Linked DNA regions of Homo sapiens: regions 2, 3, 4 and 5 are each linked to region 1. The links are chromatin contacts, found by Hi-C or POLR2A ChIA-PET in ENCODE. All regions are on one chromosome and are shown on one strand. Each heading gives the region's core, a stretch centred on a gene start or an enhancer-like site at or near the end of the contact. The rest is flanking DNA. Distances are from core to core; before and after follow the strand shown. Region 1 holds the start of CATSPERG (catsper channel auxiliary subunit gamma). Region 2 overlaps CAPN12 (calpain 12). Region 3 overlaps ACTN4 (actinin alpha 4). Region 4 overlaps SIPA1L3 (signal induced proliferation associated 1 like 3). Region 5 holds the start of ACTN4 (actinin alpha 4).

Evidence for each region. A loop is a pair of places that touch in the nucleus more often than their neighbours do. ChIA-PET counts read pairs that join two places held with the same protein, here RNA polymerase II (POLR2A). Pooled maps may share reads with other maps.
Region 2: a loop to region 1 is called in a pooled map, with 10 times the contacts of the local background. The contact joins the enhancer-like site here to the promoter of CATSPERG in region 1. A Hi-C loop is called at or near these places in 2 of 37 single-sample maps with no recorded cell type and 9 of 50 pooled maps. POLR2A ChIA-PET finds 5 or more read pairs at or near these places in 2 of 52 experiments (Panc1 and WTC11).
Region 3: a pooled map shows a loop between it and region 1 (5-fold over the local background). The contact joins the enhancer-like site here to the promoter of CATSPERG in region 1. A Hi-C loop is called at or near these places in 2 of 50 pooled maps. POLR2A ChIA-PET finds 5 or more read pairs at or near these places in 2 of 52 experiments (CD8-positive, alpha-beta memory T cell and activated T-cell).
Region 4: a map of ascending aorta shows a loop between it and region 1 (6-fold over the local background). The contact joins the enhancer-like site here to the promoter of CATSPERG in region 1. A Hi-C loop is called at or near these places in 3 of 168 maps with a recorded cell type or tissue (ascending aorta, lower leg skin and mammary epithelial cell), 2 of 37 single-sample maps with no recorded cell type and 12 of 50 pooled maps. POLR2A ChIA-PET finds 5 or more read pairs at or near these places in 1 of 52 experiments (WTC11).
Region 5: a map of CD8-positive, alpha-beta T cell shows a loop between it and region 1 (38-fold over the local background). The contact joins the promoter of ACTN4 here to the promoter of CATSPERG in region 1. A Hi-C loop is called at or near these places in 3 of 168 maps with a recorded cell type or tissue (CD4-positive, alpha-beta memory T cell, CD8-positive, alpha-beta T cell and naive thymus-derived CD4-positive, alpha-beta T cell) and 10 of 50 pooled maps. POLR2A ChIA-PET finds 5 or more read pairs at or near these places in 3 of 52 experiments (IMR-90, Panc1 and activated CD8-positive, alpha-beta memory T cell).

Annotation. Positions count from the first base shown.
Region 1 is chr19:38,334,572-38,337,089 of GRCh38, reverse strand. CATSPERG (catsper channel auxiliary subunit gamma) reads right to left here and starts at 1,260. Exons shown (of 29, transcript NM_021185.5): 1 at 1,215-1,260. RefSeq lists silencers at 473-642, 1,013-1,092 and enhancers at 1,213-1,422, 1,227-1,521.
Region 2 is chr19:38,731,688-38,734,205 of GRCh38, reverse strand. CAPN12 (calpain 12) reads left to right here. Exons shown (of 21, transcript NM_144691.4): 17 at 2-64; 18 at 425-503. Among named protein-coding and RNA genes, the nearest start is that of CAPN12, 12 kb to the left of the region's middle. RefSeq lists an enhancer at 9-58. Within about 2 kb of position 1,250, at least 25 of the 41 ENCODE cell types and tissues checked have a DNase peak (open chromatin) inside an H3K27ac peak, as active enhancers do; they include Panc1, where a contact is called at or near this core.
Region 3 is chr19:38,684,675-38,687,192 of GRCh38, reverse strand. The region is part of intron 1 of ACTN4 (actinin alpha 4); the gene reads right to left. Among named protein-coding and RNA genes, the nearest start is that of ACTN4, 38 kb to the right of the region's middle. RefSeq lists enhancers at 1,158-1,217, 2,388-2,518. Within about 2 kb of position 1,257, at least 36 of the 41 ENCODE cell types and tissues checked have a DNase peak (open chromatin) inside an H3K27ac peak, as active enhancers do.
Region 4 is chr19:38,002,193-38,004,710 of GRCh38, reverse strand. The region is part of intron 1 of SIPA1L3 (signal induced proliferation associated 1 like 3); the gene reads right to left. Among named protein-coding and RNA genes, the nearest start is that of SIPA1L3, 96 kb to the right of the region's middle. RefSeq lists enhancers at 173-292, 699-1,230. Within about 2 kb of position 1,255, at least 36 of the 41 ENCODE cell types and tissues checked have a DNase peak (open chromatin) inside an H3K27ac peak, as active enhancers do; they include ascending aorta and mammary epithelial cell, where a contact is called at or near this core.
Region 5 is chr19:38,646,388-38,648,905 of GRCh38, reverse strand. ACTN4 (actinin alpha 4) reads right to left here and starts at 1,257. Exons shown (of 21, transcript NM_004924.6): 1 at 999-1,257. The coding sequence starts at 1,160. RefSeq lists silencers at 918-997, 1,228-1,417.

The sequences.
Region 1 (2,518 bases), core at 11-2,510:
CCCCTGCACTTGCTCTTGGTCCCGCCCCTGCTCTTGCTCCTGGCCCTGCCCCCGCACGGACTTTTAGCCCCGCCTCTGCTCTTGTTCCTGGCTCCGCCTCTGCACTTGCTCCTGGTCCCGCCCCTGCTCTTGCTCCTGGCCCTGCCCCCGACCCTCGTGGGTATCGCACCTCTGCTATTGCTCCGGGCCCCAGCCCTACTAATGTTTCTGGCCACACCCCTGCTCCTCCGCCTCGTTCCGCCCCGCCGCCTCCACGTCTCTTCCTTTAACTTTATCCTCACCTTGCTCCTTATTCCGCCCCCTCCCTGTATTCCACTCTTGCTCTTCACCTGGTCTTGGTTTCTATTTCTCGCTTTGACAGTCCCCCTCTTAAGTTCCCCCGTACTGCTTCTGCCTGCGATCGCACCCGTGTACTTCCACCCGGCTGTGCCCCAACCTCTTGCCCCACCCTCGCACTTCTCTTGGTATCGCCGCTTTCTCCTCGCTCGGGGTCTGCCCAGGGGCTGGGTACTGTACCTGGTCTCGCCCGTCTCCGGGCCCCGCCCCTGCTCTTGCTCCCGGCCCCGCCCCTGCTCTTGCTCCCGGCCGGGCCCCCGTTTCTCGCCCGGGGCTTGCTCCTCACTCTGCTTCCGCTCCTGACCGCGCCCCTACTCCTCCACTTGGTCTTTATGGACCCGTTCCTTCCCCGGGTTCTCGGCGATTGGTTCTTCCCGCGCGGGCCCGTCGCCCCGTCCCGCCCTCTGGTAACGCCCCTCCTCCTCGCCCTGCCCCTTCTCGATGAAAACTGTCTCTTCGCCTCGGGATCTTTCCTCGCCCTTCGTTGTTTCCTCGCCCCACACCTTCTCCTTCCACGCCGGCACCAGCTTCTTAGCCGGCACCTTCTTGAGTCTCACCTTCCCCTCGTACCGCGACACCTTCTTGCCCCACTTCTTACTCTTCCTTCCCATGCCATTAACACCTGCCTGCTCTATACCCCGACTCTCCTGCCCCGCCCCGCCCTTCGCCCTTCACGTTCGGCTCCCCCTTTCCCTCCTCTGCCAGCTCCCACGACTCTTCCCCTCTTTCCCTCCTCTCCCAGCTCCCACGACTCTTCCCCTCTTTCCCCTGCCTCTCCCCTTCTCGCCTTCCCCTTCCCCTCCCCTTCCTAGTTCCTCCCCGTCCCCGGCATCCCCCCGCCCCTGGATGGCACAGCTTTTTCCCCGGCCCCGTGGTACCAGTCACTTGGTTAAAACCGGTCAACTGTCACTCGGCCGCACCAGTCCCGCCCCTCTTGCCCGGTCTCAAAATGGCCGCCCACACTTCCACAGCCGACTTCCGCCTTTGCAGAGGCACGCCCTCCTCTCACGCGGTCTCCAAGGTGACGCGCAACCCCTAAGGCACCGAGGGCTGGAGGCTGTCTCAGCACTGAGGGCGCGGGGCCTGGTCGGCAGAGGGTGCTGGAGACTACGTTTGTGCCAGGAAGGCCTTCAAGGAGTTTCTATTGGTTGTTCTGGCAGCAAGCACGGTCCCTACTTGTGCTTCCTACCCAAATATATATATATATATATTTTTTTGAGACGGAGTTTCGCTCTTTCTCCCAGGCTGGAGTGTGAAGTGGCGCGATTTCGGCTCACTGAAACCTCCGCGCCCCTGCCCCGGATTCAAGCGATTCTCCTGCCTCAGCCTCCCGAGTAGCTGGGATTATAGGCTCCCGCCACCACGCCTGGCTAATTTATTTTTTGTATTTTTAGTAGAAACGGGGTTTCATCATGTTGGCCAGGCTGGTCTCGACTCCTGACCTCAGGCGAACCACCCGCCTCGGCCTCCCAAAGTGCTGGGATTACAGGCGTGAGCCACTGCGCCCGGCCCTACCCCAAAATTCTACTCCTTAAAAAAGTGTGGTTTCCTGGAGACCTTGTGAGAATGAATAGGCTGCTTAGCACCGTCCTCTACAAAACAGGACAAGGACAGCCATCCTATACTGTTGTGGGAAGTGTGCCCGGCTCAAGTAAAATATTCATTAAGTTAATTTTCATTTGCATTCTGATGCCTTACAGGTAAGGATTCAGGCCATGACTTTTTGATGAACTCCAGACCAGACGTTTAACCCAGTGGTTTTCAAATTTGAGCATGCATTAGACTCACCTAAAAGGCTGGGTAAGCCAGGTTGGTGGGTACCACACCCTGAGTTTTTGTTTTTGTTTTAAAGATGGAGTCTCTGGCTGGGCATAGTGGCTCATGCCTATAATCCCAGCACTTTGGAAAGCTGAGGCAGGCGGATCACTTGAGGTCTGAAGTTGGATACCAGCCTGGCCAACATGATAAAACCTTGTCTCTACCAAAAAATACAACAATTAGCCGGGCATGGCGGCGGGCACCTGTAATCCCAGCTACTCGGGAGGCTGAGGCAGGAGTTGCTTGAACCCAGGAGGCGGAGGTTGCAGTGAGCCGAGATCCCTCCACTGCACTCCAGCCTGGGCGACAGAATGAGACCCTGTCTCAAAAAAAAAAAAAAAAATTAAGCCAGATGTGGTGCTGC
Region 2 (2,518 bases), core at 1-2,500, 400 kb before region 1:
GCATGGGCAAAGCCTGGCCTTACACCACTTCCAGCAGCTCTGGGGCTACCTCCTGGAGTGGCAGGTGAGGTGGGAGACTGGGCCTCTTCCCAGAAAGAGAGAAACCTTTACTAACAGAGACATAGGCACCCTGTGGGCTATCAGGTCCCCAGGGAACGAGGGGGTACTGGACTAGGCTGACTTGGAGAGATCTGGCTGGGATATCCCTGCCCCCACCCAGCCTCAGCTTGTCCTCTGGGTCATTGCTCTTATTCCCATTTTACAGATTGGGAAACAGAAGTCCCAAGTGGCTAGGCTGCTTGCTGGGGGTCCACACCAGAAGAAAGGGAGTTGGGATGGGCACCAGGCTGTCTTGCCTGGGAGGCCCCATTGGCAGCCCTCTTCAGGGCATGGAGGGCAGCCCTGACTCATCCTTCCTGCCCAGGCCATATTTAACAAGTTCGATGAGGACACCTCTGGAACCATGAACTCCTACGAGCTGAGGCTGGCACTGAATGCAGCAGGTGTGGACAGGGTCCTGGGGTGGTCGTGGGGACAGGACCTGTTCTCTCCCATCCCATTGTCTCCAAGTCCCCCTGCTCAGCTGTGGCCGTCTGCACTGTGGCCATCCACAGGCCCACACCTTAGCTTGTTGCCAGTCCCTGGCAGGGGTTGGGTGACCCTGAAAGAGGCCAAATAAGGAAGGAGAAGGGCAAGGGGCGTGTGTGGGGTGGGGAGGACATGAAAGGGGGATGTGCCTGGTAGGGGTTCTGGGGCAGGGAGAGGCCCCTCCAGGAAGGGGAAGATTAGGAGCTGGTATCTGAGAGGGTCTGGCCCCCAGGGCAGCATGGTAGAATGTTCTGGATTCTGGTGCACCGGGGTTGGAATCCTCACTCTACTGACTCCAGGAGGGGCCCTGGGCACTTGACTTCATCTCTTTGAGCCTCCATTTTCCTCTCTAAAATGGCCAGGGCCTGGTGTGGTGGCTCACACCTATGGTCCCAGCTACTCAGGAGGCTGAGGCTTGAGGATGGCTTGAGCCCGGGAGGCTGAGGCTGCAGTGAGCCGTGATTGTGCCTGGGTGACAGAGCAAGAGCCTGCCTCTCAAAAAAAAAAAAAAAAAGCTAGTACACAGGGTGGTGAGGAGTCGTCCATGCACTGCAGGGCATAGCACTTAGTGATTGGAGAATGCAGCTTTCATTACCAAAAGCCCCAAAGAGAGCCGGCCAATGGCCTCTGCTACTAGGCTGAGTTCCTCCTGATGAGCTGGAACAAGCCCAGCACAACATCCTAACCAAGAAAGAGAGCCAGAGAGAAAGGCTTTCCATGGGCTCCAAGGCAGATGAGACAGTACAGCACTGTGACCCTCATGTGGAGGGGATTTGGAGAGTGGGCTGGGGTCAGAACTTGGAGTTCCCAGATCCCCAACCCCACTCTGGGGCCTGTCTGCCACCACACAGCAGATGGAGCCACAGGGAGATGGGGGCTGGGGTGACTGTGATGGAGTCGGAGAGCCAGAGGGAGAGGGTTTGGGTGTGGCTGTGAGTGTGAGACCCAGAGAAGGTGGTCAAGTGTCCAAAAGAGCCAGCCGGGCGTGGTGGCTCACGCCTGTAATGCCAGCACTTTGGGAGGCTAAGGCAGGCAGATTGCCAGATTGCTTGAGCCTAGGAGTTCAAGACCAGCCTGGGCAACATGGCGGAACCCCCGTCTCTACTAAAACTACAAAAATTAGCCAGGCGTGGTGGTGCGTGCCTGTAATCCCAGCTACTTGGGAGGCTGAGACAGGAGAATCTCTTGAACCCGGGAGGTGGAGGTTGCAGTGAGCCAAGATCATGCCATTGTACTCCAGCCTGGGCAACAGAGCGAGACTCCGTCTCAAAAAAGAAAAAAGAAAAAGCCCAAGTCAAAGGGGGAGAAATGGGGTCAGAGACAGCCAAGGATTGGGAGACGTGGGGCAGAGAGGGAGAGGCTGGGCCGGAGATAGACAGGAGTGGAGGTGAGGGAGCAAGGACTCACAGCAGGTGGCAGGTGGCAGGCTTGTGTTCACGCATCTGGCACCAGTGAGTGCCTGTTACATGCCAGGAGTTATTCCAGGAAGAAGGAAACTGATAAAGTGCCCTTGAGAATTTCTCAAACGGGAACTCCTGCAGTGGCAGCTGAGGGGCTCCAGCGCCTTCTCGGGTCCTTCCACCCCATCTGGCTGGGTTTCCCCATAGCCCTGGGCATGGCAGCCTCCACCCCTATGCCCGAGGGCAGATGAATGCCAGAGGGAGTGACCTGGGGCAGGTCACACGGGCAGGAAGAGGCTGCAGGCCACCTGCCCTCCTGTTAAAACAGCACCTGGCACTGGGCACAGCATGAAATGGCACTTACTTGGTAGATATTTGTGAAGAGAATGAACACACAGAATGGGGGTGAAGATGGGCTTTGGAAGCAGCAGAAGCCCATGAAACGGTACTTGGAACTGGGTTTGTCTGGCCGTGTGGGAGACAAAGGTCATCAGGCACAACCTTGCATCTCAGAAGGGGTCAAGAACCCA
Region 3 (2,518 bases), core at 8-2,507, 350 kb before region 1:
CAAGACCAGCCGTCTTGAACTATTAGTAGAGACCAGCCGTCTCTACTAATAATACAGAAAAATTAGCCAGACGTGGTGGCACACGCCTGTAATCCCAGATACTCAGGAGGCTGAGGCAAGAGAATCGCTTGAGCCCAGGAGGCGGAGGCTGCAGTGAGCCGAGATTGTGCCACTGTACTCCAGCCTGGGCAACAGAGTGAGACTCTGTCTCAAAAAAAAAAAAAAAAGAGACTCTGCCACCAGATTTGTTAGACTGGAATGGATGCTTGGAGCTAAAAGAAACCCCAGGGTAAAGGGGGATAGGCGGCCCGGGGTAGGAGCTGCTCCCATCTGAGCCTGCCTCTGTTCTCAAACAGACTTCCGGAGCCATCCCACACATGGGAAACCAACCAACCAACCAACCAACCAACCCAAACCACTCAGATTATACGTCAAAGAACTGGGTTCTCCCCAAGGGGAAGAGCCTGCACTCCCCACACAGAGTCCAGGAAGAGATAGGTCTCAACCCAAGGCAGGTGGGGCCCACAGAGCGGGAGGCAGTGCTCAGCCCTCCAGGCAGAGCTTCTCACCAGGAGGAGGAGATGGTGAGGCCTACCTTGAAATAACTACCTTTAACAGAGGAAACTTACACTCCCAAAAGGCAGTTTTAAAATTAGGGCAGCAGCAGAGGCTGGGGCCTCCTCTGGCCCCATCTAGCATTTTGCTATGAAATGATCAGGCACACGGGGCCCTTCACCTGGAGAACAGGGAGGGTGAGCTACAAACACCCCATTTACTTTCAATGCTTACAGCTAAGCTCAGGTTTCAGGGTGGGGGTGGGGGACTACAGATCATCTGGTTTAAACTTTGATCTTTCAAAAAGATAGCCAAGTAAGCCAATTCTGGCCTTGAGACAGTGTGGCCTGGAATCTTAGCGAGTGCCTAAGGGGCCCAGTCTTTAGAATTAACGTTTTAGTCTGGACAAATCCGCCCAGGGATTTGTTCATCCAGACAAGAGGCCTTTGGCATTTGGGGAGAAAAGGTCAGACAGGGCACTGATGGGATTGTTATTTAGGCAAGTGCTACACACCCGTCCTGAGCTAGTGGGACCCCGGGAATTCCCCAGTAGATCTTGCCAGGTGCAGGAACTGCCACAGGAAAGGGGTGTCTGGAAGCAGGGCAAACACTCCTGTTTCTCCCTCTGTTCAATCTCTCCAGCAGATGGCTTGTTTTTTTGCTAGTATTCAAATGATCCGTAAACTGGGCCCTGCTGGTGGAAGGGTGAATATGCGAGGCCCTGGAGTAATCTTTAATCGTGGTAAGGGTTTTGTCTTTGACAACTGAAACTCCTGCTTGGTGATCCTTTTCCTTTTTCCTGTTTTGAGAGGCTCTGATTCAACAGTCCACCCGGCCAAGTCAGGGCCATCCTATTCCAGTGAAAGCAGAGAGGGGTGTCTCAGGGTGGGCATCCCAGCTAGGGTGGAGCTGGCTTGGTCTGGAAATCTGTGATCTTGACCATGTACAGCCCCCACAGACTTGGGCTTGTTTCATGCATACTCGGTCCCTGCGGGCTTCCTACTCTCTGAACCCAGGGTACGAAGATCCCTTTCAGAAGCAGAGTGAGTTTGGAGCACTGAGAGGATTAGGGGCCTTTATCCGCATAATTGAGTCCCCTCGATCCAGAGGTTGGGTGCTCACCAGCCTGCCTGCCCTTTGCTGAGGCCACAGGGCTCCTCTCCAGGCCTGCACCTCACAGAGGCTCCGTGAGCACTGGATGAGGGGGTGAATGAATCCCTGAGTCCATCTGGGAGGTGACTCCAACCAGAAATTTCAGGCTTGGAGTTTGAAGTTTGCCAGCAGGCAACTAATTCGTGGTGTTAAGAGTTACCTAAACTTGCCCTTAGCCTCCTGTGAGTGGGTGTTGGCTCCCAAGCACTAGGATGGTGTAGGGTACACAATTTGGGTGGGTTGGCCAAGCACGGTGGCTCACACCTGTAATCCTAGCACTTTGGGAGGCCAAGGTGGGTGGATCACGAGGTCAGGAGTTCGAGACCATCCCGGTCAACATGGTGAAACCCTATCTCTACTAAAAATACAAAAATTAGCTGGGCTTGGTGGCATGTGCCTGTAATCACAGCTACTTGGGAGTCTGAGGCAGGAGAATCGCTTGAACCCAGGAGGCAGAGGTTGCAGTGAGCTGAGATCACGCCACTGCCTTCCACCCTGGCTAAAGAGCGAGATTCCGTCTCAAACAAACAAACAAACAAACAAAAAGCCATTTGGGTGGGTTAAGAAATCACTCTGGATTTGGGGGTCTCTTTTTTTTTCCCTTGACAATATTCAGTCCATCTCAGATTCCTTGGATGCATGAGACAGACAACATTAGCAGTGTCTTGGGAGGATTTAAAAAAAGAAAAACCTGACCATGACCACAGAGAGAGAAAGAAGAGAAAAGAAAAGAAGAGATCAAAATAGGATTCTATAGCCAAAGAGTAATTATAGGATCGGGAGGAACCAGTAGAGACTGAAACCTCTGACT
Region 4 (2,518 bases), core at 6-2,505, 330 kb after region 1:
CTTATTAGTGATTGGTTCGGGGAAGATCACATGACCAGTGCTAGTCCAATCAGACAGGAGCTCTGAGGTTTTGCATGATAGTTCGGGACAGATACCTTCTTTTTCTTTCAGGACAGGGATAAGGACACAAGCCTGAGCGGGTCCTGGCAGCTGGTGTGCAACTTTCAGGGGAGCCACGTTTGAGGATGACACTGACATCAGAGGGAACAATAAAGAGACAGAAGGAAAATGGGTCACTGGCAATAGCCCCAGGCTCCTGGACCAGCCAGCCCAGACATCTGCCCCACCTCTGGGCTTTCCAGTTGAATGAGCCAATCCTTTCCCCTAAAATTTATGTCTATTTGAGTTGGTGTTTTTGTTACTTGCAACCAAGTAACTGACTGGTCCTGAGGCTTTCTTCAGGTCTCTGGGCCGCCCCAGGAGCCTCTGGTTAAATGCCCACTTTTTGCCTAAATTGCTGCAGTACAGGAATTTGGCCAATGACTCAACTTGCCGAACTTGCCCACCGCCTCCCCAGCTCTAGAATGGGGATAATTATATACACTTGATTGAGCTGTTAAATGGATTAAAAGTGATTTAAAGACTGTCTAGCACACTGTAAATTCTCAACACGTTAGCAATTACTATTCGAAAGCACTGAAGGGTAGCTGAAAAGTCCCAATCCCAGTGAGCAATCAGCCACATCCCTCCCCTGTCTTGTTTGTAGTTCCTTTGTTCAGGTCAACAAGTCCCCTCCTCACAAACAGTCCCAGAGAACAGCTAACCCAGTTTCTGTCAGAAGGGTGGCAAATCTGGCCTGGGGGTGGGGGTGGGGGATGGATCTGAAATGAAAGAGATTTGACTCAACTTCCCGGTTGCTGGGTGGCGGAGGAAGCCCTCATGAGCTCATTTCTCTACCAAATACAAGCTGGGGTCTAAAGTTTCAAAACACAGGCTGGGGCACGCTGGCACAGTCCCGAGAGAGGACAAAGGAAAGAGGCGGGATGGAAGAGAAACCGCCACATGGCAGGTTCCACAACGAGCTCTCTCGGGAGGAGGCTCCTGGGCTGGATTCCAGCCACATCCGTTCTCTGGGCAGCTACGAGGCAGCAGGAAAAAGGGACCCTGCCACGTCTGTATTTACAGCTGGGAACTGGCGGTGGCACGGGAAACTCGGAAATAAACTCAAGTCAGGAAGTGAGAGGTGCAAGCTGCTTCCATAGCAACGCCCATCTGGGGATCCCTGCCCACAGCCGGAATCATTCAGAAGTGGGGCTTATCTAGAGACATACACCAAATTCACGTTTTCCATTTGCACCCAGAAAATGACACTTAAACTATACTTCCTTGGGGAGCCTCTGTGAATCTCCCTGTACTACAGCTTGAAAAATCCCATTCTTCTTCAGAGCACGCAGAACACAGTACTTATCCATATGGCTCTGCGGTTCTTGTGTTTTCTCCCTGGCTGTGGGCTCCACCAGGGAGGAGCTGTGCCTGCCTTGCTCATTGGTGCCTGGCCCAGAGTAGGGTCTTCAGTTGATGTTTACTGAATAAACTCTCCTGTTTTCAGTCTTATTTTTATTTTATCTTTTGAGATGGAATCTCACTCTGTTGCCCAGGCTGGAGTGTGTGAACTCGGCTCACTGCAACCTCCACCTCCTGGGTTCAAGCCATTCTCATGCCTCAGCTTCCCGAGTAGCTGAGACTACAGCAGCATGCCACCACGCCTGGCTAATTTTTTTGTATTTTTAGTAGAGATCGGGTTTCACCACATTGGCCAGGCTGGTCTCGAACTCCTGGCTTCAAGTGATCCACCTGTCTTGGCTCCCAAAGTGCTGGGATTACAGGCATGAGCCACTGTGCCCTGCCAGCACACCAGTGTTAACAGCAGCATTATTCACTATAGCCAAAAGGTAGAAGCATCCCAAGTGTCCATCAACAGATAAATAGATAAGCAAAATGTGAGATATATATATATACATATAAATTTTTTTTTTTTTTTTTTTTTTTTTTTGAGATGGAGTCTCGCTCTGTCACCAGGCTGGAGTGCAGTGGCGTGATCTCAGCTCACTGCAACCTCCGCCTCCCAGGTTCAAGCGATTCTCCTGCCTCCTGGGATTACAGGCGCACGCCACCACTCCCAGCTAATTTTTGTATTTTTAGTACCGACAGGGTTTCACCATGTTGGCCAGGATGGTCTCAATCTGTTGACCTTGTGATCCGCCCGCCTCAGACTCCCAAAGTGCTGGGATTACAGGTGTGAGCCACCGCACCTGGCCACAAAATGTGATATATACATATCATTATTATTTAGCCTTAAATATGAATTGGAATATTATTTAGCCTCATAAAGGAAGGAAATTCTGATATATACAACATGAATGAACCTTAAAGACATGATACTAAATAAAATATGCCAGCCACAAAAGGACAAATACCGGATGATTCCACTCATAGGAGACACTTACATTCGTCAATCTCATAGAGACAGAAAATAGAAAGGTGGCTTCCAGGGACTGGGGTCTTGGGGATGGAGAAT
Region 5 (2,518 bases), core at 8-2,507, 310 kb before region 1:
CCATTCCAGCTCACCCTCCCTCCCACCGATCTCACCTTCTCCCTCTACACTTCCTCATTCTCTCCAACGCTTTAGCTTTTCAGCTTCCCATCAATTCTTTAGAAATCCCTCCCCAAATTATCCCCACTCTCCGTATCCCCTCTACTTCGGCTTCTCCATCCCTCATCAATTCCTCTTATTATTCCTCCTATCTCTTAATCTTCTCCCCTTTGGAACAGGGCACCACAAATAAATCTCACCCCCTTCAAAAACGTCTGATTCACGGGCCCCTTAACTTCTTCCTTCCGCACCCCACCCTCCTCAGACCCCCAGTCCTGGCACCTCTACCCTCCTCACACCCTAAGCCCATGTCTTTTCATGCTCAATTCTACCCTTAGCCCCTGTTTTCATCTTCCCAGCCTCCCTAGTCTTCCCACCCGTCTTCAGACCCCACAATCTCCACTCCATCCTCACACTTGATTCTTCATCCCCTTTATAACTCCCCCAACCTGAGGCTCCCCCAATTCCAATCTCCTTCAGATCTTTCTGCTCTCCAAATAACCAACCCCTCCACACTCAAGCTCCTCCTCACACTTCCCAGACCCAGAAATTCCCTTCTCAGCCTCCCCTGATTCTCCTCCCAGCACCCCCAACCCATGCTCCGACCCTTCAAGCCCGCCTCGGATCCCAGTTCCATTTCAGCCTGCCCAGTCATCTCCTCGGTTTCCCCTAATGGCACGCCCAGACCCTCCAAATCCTTCATCAGCCTTCCCGATTCCTTTTATTTGACTCCCATATTCCCCACCCAGCCGCCAATTCTCTTTTCAGATTCCCAATTCCTTCCTCTAGCTCGGCGATTCCTCCTCAGGACTCCAATTCCCTTCCCGGACCCGCCAATTCCTTCTCGGGACCCCCCCGTTCCCATCACAGACGCTCCAGTTACCTTTCAGGACCTCCCACCCCTCCCCGGGCCCCCTCAGAAAAGCCCCTCCAGCCCGTCCGGCCCGCGGGCCGCGCACCTTGCGCTGCTGCTTCTCCCAGGCCGGGTCCAGCAGCAGGTCCCGGTCCCAGTCGTCCTCCTGGGCCATGTAGTCGCCCATGCTGCCCCCGCCGCCAGCGCCATTGCCCGCGCTGCTGGGGCCGTACTGGTACGACTGGTTCGCCGCGTGGTAGTCCACCATTCCGCCGCCTCTCGCTCGCCCACCAGCCTGTCCGCTCCCGCCTCAGCTCCCGCCCCTCTGCCCGAGCCGCCGCCGCTACCGCCGCTTCAGCTGCTTCAGCCCGCCCTCCGCCCGCGCCTGCGCACTGCCCGCCGCGCCTGCGCACAGCGCCGAGGTTGCCGCCCTCCCGCGCGCGCGCGCCTGCCAAACCAGAAAAGGCACCAAGGCCGCGCTCCGGAGCTTGGCGCCTGCGCAGAGTCCCGCTTCCTGGCCGCCCGACTCAGCCCGGGGGCGAGCCGCGCCCCCTCTCCGGCGTGAACGCGCGCGTCGTTCGCGTATGGGCGGGGCCAGATCATGAATGATTCATAAGGGCAGGCCCCGCCATCGGACCTGAACCAGCTCAGGCTTGGAATGCACTGCACCGGGTTCCCATTCAGCGACACAAATTCAACAAATATTTATTGAACACCTATTCTGTGCCAGACTATGTTTTACGCAGGCACTAAAAACAGAAAAAAATCCCAACTTTCATGAAACTACCTTCTAGTAAAGGAAGCCACATACACACAAATCTACTTTTATTTTTATTATTTTTTGAGACGGAGTCTCGCTCTGTCTCCCAGGCTGGAGTGCAGTGGCGCGATCTCGGCTCACTGCAACCTCCGCCTCCCGGATTCAAGCAATTCTCCTGCCTCAGCCTCCCGAGTAGCTGGGAACACAGGCATGCTCCACCACACCCGGCTAATTTTTGTATTTTTTTAGTAGAGACGGGGTTTCACCATGTTGGCCAGGCTGGTCTTGAACTCTTGAGCTCAAGCGATCCTCCCGCCTCAGCCTCCCAAAGTGCTGGAATTACAGGCGTGAGCCACCGCGCCCAACCAACACACAAATTTTTTTTTTTGAGACGGAGTTTCGCTCTTGTTGCCCAGGCTGGAGTGCAATGGCGTGATCTGGGCTCACTGCAACCTCCGCCTCCCAGGTTCAAGCTATTCTCCTGCCTCAGCCTCCCGAGTAGCTGGGATCACAGGCATGTGCCACCACTCCTGGCTAATTTTGTATTTTTAGTAGAGACGGGGTTTCTCCATGTTGGTCAGGCTGGTCTCAAACTCCCGACCTCAGGTGATCCGCCCACCTCGGCCTCCCAAAGTGCTGGGCTTACAGGCATGAGCCACTGCGCCTGGCCTCAACACTCAAAATTTTAAAAAATATGTAGACAGGCACAGGGGCTCACACCTGTAATCCCAGCACTTTGGGAAGCTGAGGCGGGAGGATGGCTTGAGCCCAAGAGTTCAAGGCCAGCCTAGGCAACATAACAAGAACCTGTCTCTACAAGAAATGTAAAAATTCACTGGGCATGGCTGTGTGCACCTGTAGTCCCA